Regions from separate parts of the Homo sapiens genome. Here region 1 is linked to region 2. Evidence: read pairs that join two places in POLR2A ChIA-PET (ENCODE). Cell type or tissue: A673. All regions are shown on one strand. Each heading gives the region's core, and the rest is flanking DNA. Links, peaks and the distances in the headings are about the cores only. Region 1 overlaps GLG1 (golgi glycoprotein 1). Region 2 has its middle 28 kb from the start of GABARAPL2.

What was found. Peaks named below come from ENCODE experiments on the same cell type or tissue, not always from the same donor. Only the 100,000 strongest peaks of a DNase experiment are listed, where the experiment ranks them.
Region 1: POLR2A ChIA-PET joins it to region 2 with 13 read pairs; 1 of 35 experiments calls an interaction of 5 or more read pairs at or near these places.

What each region holds. Positions count from the first base shown.
Region 1 is chr16:74,583,504-74,586,423 of GRCh38, reverse strand. The region is part of intron 1 of GLG1 (golgi glycoprotein 1); the gene reads left to right. Among named protein-coding and RNA genes, the nearest start is that of GLG1, 22 kb to the left of the region's middle. In A673, for the core only: no CTCF peak of the experiment used is centred there; no DNase peak of the experiment used is centred there; H3K27ac peaks cover 1,492 bases.
Region 2 is chr16:75,592,931-75,595,777 of GRCh38, reverse strand. No RefSeq gene overlaps it. Among named protein-coding and RNA genes, the nearest start is that of GABARAPL2, 28 kb to the right of the region's middle. RefSeq lists enhancers at 691-1,687, 1,688-2,685. In A673, for the core only: no CTCF peak of the experiment used is centred there; a DNase peak (open chromatin) is centred at 1,087; H3K27ac peaks cover 2,281 bases.

The DNA of each region.
Region 1 (2,920 bases), core at 108-2,607, 1.0 Mb after region 2:
AAGGTGGTCAACTTGTCTTGTAATTGAGTTGAGCTAATAATAAGCCCTTTACCAGTGTACAAGATAAAAGATTTCCTTTCAGTTCATGTGCTAATTAGGACAAAACTAACTTCCATAAAAAACCCAAAAATATCAGTGGTTGAACACAAGAGAAGTTGTGGGGGACTGTGATGCAGTCATCTGGTGATCCAGAGACCCAGGTTCCTTTTATCTTGTGGTTCCATTCGTTTCCTAGGGCCTTGCCTTTGTTTTTGTTTTTGTTTTTTTCCTTATCAGCTCTTTCTAACTCATTGAGATGAAATTCACTTACCATAGGATTCACCCTGTTTACCACCTGTTCTTGTTTTTTTTTTTTTTTTCCGATACAGAGTCTTGCTCTGTTGTCCAGGCTAGAGTGCAGTGGTGTGATCTCGGCTCACTACAGCCTTTGCCTCCCGAGTTCAAGCAGTTCTCCTGCTTCGGCCCCCCAAGTAGCTGGGATTACAGGCACCCGCCACTACACCTGGCTAATTTTTGTATTTTCAGTAGGAACAGGGTTTTATCATAATGGCCAGGCTGGTCTTGAACTCCTGACCTCAAGTGGTCTACCCACCTTGGCCTCCCAAAGTGTTGAGATTACAGGCATGAGCCACCTCATCCGGCCAAATCTTACTTTAGATAACTAAACTTTATTTGTCATAATTTTACTTAGAGGCCTTTTTTTTTTTTTTTTTTGAGACGGAGTCTCAGGCTCTGTCACCCAGGCTGGAGTACAGTAGCGTGATCTTGGCTCACTGCAAGCTCTGCCTCCTGAGTTCACGCCATTCTCCTGCCTCAGCCTCCTGAGTAGCTGGGACTACAGGCGCACACTACCATGCCCGGCTAATTTTTTTTGTAGTTTTAGTACAGACGAGGTTTCACCCTGTTAGCCAGGATGGTCTCAATCTCATGACCTCATGATCCGCCCATCTCAGCTTCCCAAAGTGCTGGGATTATAGGCGTGAGCCACCAGGCCCGGCCTCTTTTTTGTTTTTTTGAGACAGAGTCTCGCTCTGTTGCCCAGGCTGCAGTGCACTGCTGTAATCTCAGATCACTGCAGCCTCCACCTCCTGGGTTCAAGTGATTCTCGTGCCTCAGTCTCCCGAGTAGCTGGGACTACAGGTGTGTGCCACCACGCCCAGGTAATTTTTTGTATTTTTAGTAGAGATGGGGTTTCACCATGTTGGCCAGACCAGTCTTGAACTCCTGAGCTCAGGTGATCTGCCTGCCTTGGCCTTCCACAGTGCTGGGATTACAGACATGAGTCACTCACTGTGCCTGGTCAATTTTACTTAGAGTTTTTGAATCTGCGATTTAAAGATAGGGTTTTAAAAATTTTTTTTATTTCAATAGATTTTTGGGGAACATGTGGTGTTTGGTTACATGAATAAGTTCTTTCTTTAGTGGTGATTTCTGAGATTTTGGTCCACCCATTACTCGAGCATTGTACACTGTACCCAGTGTGTAGGGGTTTTTTTGTTGTTTGTTTGTTTTTACAAGTCTCGCTCTGTCGCCAGGCTGGAGTGCAGTGGCACAATCTCAGCTCACTGCAACCTCTGCCTCCCAGATTCAATAGATTCTCCTGCCTCAGCCTCCCAAGTAGCTGGGACTACAGGCGCGCACCACCACACCCAGCTAATTTTTGTATTTTTAGTAGAGATGGGGTTTCATCATGTTGGCCAGGGTAGTCTCGATCTCTTGACCTTGTGACCACCCGCCTCAGCCTCCCGAAGTGCTGGGATTACAGGTGTGAGCCACCGTGCCCAGCCCCCAGTGTGTGGTTTTTTTATTCCTCAACCGCTTCCCACCCTCTACCCCAAGTCCCCAGAGTTCATTATATCATTCTTATGCCTTTGCCTCTTCATAGCTTACTTAGCTCCCTAGGATTTAAGGATAGGTTTCTAAAGTGAAACTGAAACTAATTGGTAAGAGTGTTATAAATAATATTAATCATGCTTTGTAAGAAAGATACCCTAAGAGATGGTTTATAAATGTATTGCTAACAAAACTTCGTTAATTAATGTTAGGCATTTATGATGCAATTAATAGTAACATTTCCAAGTTCATATTATTGTCTGCAAGGAGAATAAAGGAGAGTCAAAGAAAACAGTCAATGTTTTTCGAAGCCGTGCATGGCTAGTGGGAAGGGTCCTGAGCAGCTGGCATTACTGTTCTTGTCAAAGCTGGCTGTCTATTGAAATGTCTATATTAACTTAGTTTTGTTTTCGGGGGAACTAGGAGGTCTATAAACATTCTTGGGTAGGAGAATGTCATGATGAAATAGTTAAGGAAATTACTCGGGGCACTATGAATTGAAGTGAGGAAAATTGAAGGCGCTGAGAAAGCTGCTGTTACAATGAGACCTCAAAACAGACTTGGGCCAAAGGAGACTAGTAGCAAAGGAGATAGAAGTGGGATTGATGGGGACTTCTTACCTAGGAAAAATTTACAGTGCTTTTGTTCATTCGTTTGACAAATTTTGGGTAAATATTATTTACTGTGTGCCAGCACCTTAATTGTAGGTGCTGGGAATGTGGTGATGATGATACCCTCAGCTCCCCCTTCTAAAAGACATGGTCGAGTGGAGGACGTAGCCATGGTGAGAGCTTTGAAAGAGAGATGCTTGGACATTGGCTAATTGGAGTCTGGATATGTCTCCCTGAGAAGATGATGATTGAGCTGAAGGAATGATAGAATTTAACCAAGTGAAGAGAAGTCAAAGTTTAGGCTGGGTGCCGTGGCTTACTCCTGTAATCCCAGCACTTTGGGAGGCTGAGGCCGGTGGATCACTTGAGGTCAGGAGTTCAAGACCAGCCTGGCCAACATGGTGAAACCCTGCCTCTGCTAAAAATGTCATAATTAGCCAGGTGTGGTGGCGTGCGCCTGTAATCCCAGCTACTAG
Region 2 (2,847 bases), core at 1-2,500:
ATTCTGCTTTAATCAGTTTCTTTTGCCTGGCCCCAAATCTTACATTATGACAGCAGCTGGGACACCTGGGCTGTCGGGAGCTTTTATCTAAAGGATGATGCGTCTCTCTCTTATGAGATCTTAGTTTAAAGGATAAAGACTTATATTAAAACGTAAAAGGATAATGTTTTTTATGCCTAAATTTTATGTTAAATTTTCACCCCCCAAAAAAACCAACAAATTTAGACTTCAGAATAGAGACTAGAAAAAAAACATGAAGGCTAGAGACTAAAGGCAGCTTCACTTTGGACTGTACCTGTTTTCTCAAGAGCTAAAAGTAGGTGCTTAAACCATCCTACATTTTATTTTAATCTCTAAAAACCCAGGTTTAAAATCTCATCTGTGCCTTACAATCACATCTCTGCAATCTTGGCAGGCTCTCAGATTTCATATATTTATAAAATGTGTTTTTACTGTTTTTTATTTTTAACGGCAAGTGAAAGGATTTTTATTTTACTAATGTTTCTTAACCTATATTTGGCTGATAACTGCTTCTAATTTTTAAATACATTTTCTTTTTTGAACTTGTTATGGAAATTTTTAGTCACAAATATAGACTAGCACAGTGGACTCCCTGAACCACCACTCAAACTTAGCAAACGTCAGCTTTATTGCTGCTCTTGTTTGATCTATTGCCTCGTCCCCGCCAATATTTTTTTCTTTGACCATTTAAAGCAAATCCTAACCATCGTATTTCACCCAACAGAATTAATATCCTTAATATCTAATATGTAGTCTGCTCAGTTTTCCCATGTTGTCTCAAAAATGTATTTTGACTGTTTATTTGTTCAAATTAAGATCTAAATAAGAGCCACACTGTGCATTTGATTGATGGGGTCTTTTGTCTCTTTAAATCTGTAACAGTTACCCTTTTTTCTGTGTTGAAAGGTGGGTTTTTTGTCCTGTAGAATTTCCCACATTTTGTATTTCACTGCTCATTTCCTCCCAGTGTTGTTTAAAGGTTCCTGTCTCCCCAGTATTTCCTAAAAATGTGCAGTTACACAAAGAGCCTTGATTAGATTCAGGTGCGGTTGATCTGACATAAGTACTTCCTGAGTGACTCTGCATCTTTGTTTTGCATCATATGGAGAGGAACGTGACATCTGGTGGTTCCACACGCTGTGACTGAGCAATGGGGTCTGTGGTGTCAGTCTGGTCTTTTCCATTATAAAGTACCCCACTAACCTTCCACCTGATGGTTCTAGCAGCCGTGTCAGGGGTCCCTGAGACCACCCTCATGCTTGATGATTCACAAGATAGATTCACAGAACTCTGAAAAGCTGCTATACACATCATTCCTGTTTATTTTAGTGAAAGGATACAGATTAAAATCAGCAAACGGAGAAGGTGCGTGAGCGAAGTCCAGCAGAAAACAAGCACAAGCTTCCAGTTGTACCCTCAATATGAACCGTGCGTGTTTGATTCTTTGACATGGGAGGGGCCTTGCTCACTCGGTGGAGAGATTGTTCCTCCCAAGGCTAGCCAATTCCTGGAGAGAGTAAATGACTCACCTATGACTGCTCCTTTCATATGTAAACCAACCAATCTGGAGCCCATACCCCAATCTCTCCTTTACAGGACGTCTCATACTCTGAGCCAATATCCCATACTCTGGGATATCCACCTGCCCTAATCACCGCAGGGCCAGGTACCAGAAAGCTAGGGACAGCCCCTAGGCCCCACAGCCTGCTGAAATTATTCGAACTCGCCAGTCTGTTTACTCGGCCTTGCCCCTTCCTTCCCATGGAGATCACAAGGCTCTTACTCCACTTGATCCCATCGTTCCCTCTACCTCCTCACTGACCCTGGGCTTCCAGTGTGGCTCCCTGTGGCGTGCCATGCCCCTTTTGGAATCTGTAAGTACAACAAGCTTTCTTGTCAATGGCAGTCACCTGATCTATTGCCCTCACCATACTTGAATAATAATAAAACCTATATTTTATATTTTTTTATCTTACTTTTTTGGAGACGGGTGTCTTGCTGTGTTGCCCAGGCTAGTCTCGAATGCTTGAGCTCAAATGATCTTCCCACCTTGGCCTTCCATAGTGCTGGGATTACAGGCATGAGCCACCACGTCGGGCCACCTAAAACCTATATTTTAAAACACTCCCCCAGTGGTGTCGCACAGACAGCACTTAATCCTCCCAGCAATGATGTATGGCAGTATGTGCCAGTTGTTGCCAATTATAGAAGCTCGCTGAGCCTTGGATGCTGCTAACGTCGCATGATGCACAGGACAACTGCCCTGTCCCCACCCCCACTCCCCACAAATAATTATCTGGCTCAAAATGTCAGTCATGCTGAGGTTAAGAAACCCTGCTTCTAACAATTGTCTTTTAAGTCACTTGAAATAGTTCCTCTCTAGTTATTGCTCCAAATCTGTACATAATTTTACTTTCAGTTTTTAGGGATACCTTTTAAAAAATTATGTAAAATGTTTGTATGATTCCAAAGTTGAAACTAGTTTTGTTTTGTTTTTTATTTTTTTATTTTATTTTATTTATTTATTTATTTTTTGAGACAGAGTCTTGCTCTGTCACCCAGGCTAGAGTGCAGTGGTGCGATCACGACTCACTGCAAGCTCCGTCTCCTGGGTTCACGCCATTCTCCTGCCTCAGCCTCCTGAGTAGCTGGGACTACAGGCGCCCACCACCATGCCCAGCTAATTTTTTGTATTTTTAGTAGAGACGGTGTTTCACCGTGTTAGCCAGGATGGTCTCGATCTCCTGACCTCATGATCCGCCCGCCTCGGCCTCCCAAAGTGCTGGGATTACAGGCGTGAGCCACTGCGCCCGGCCCCCTTGTTTG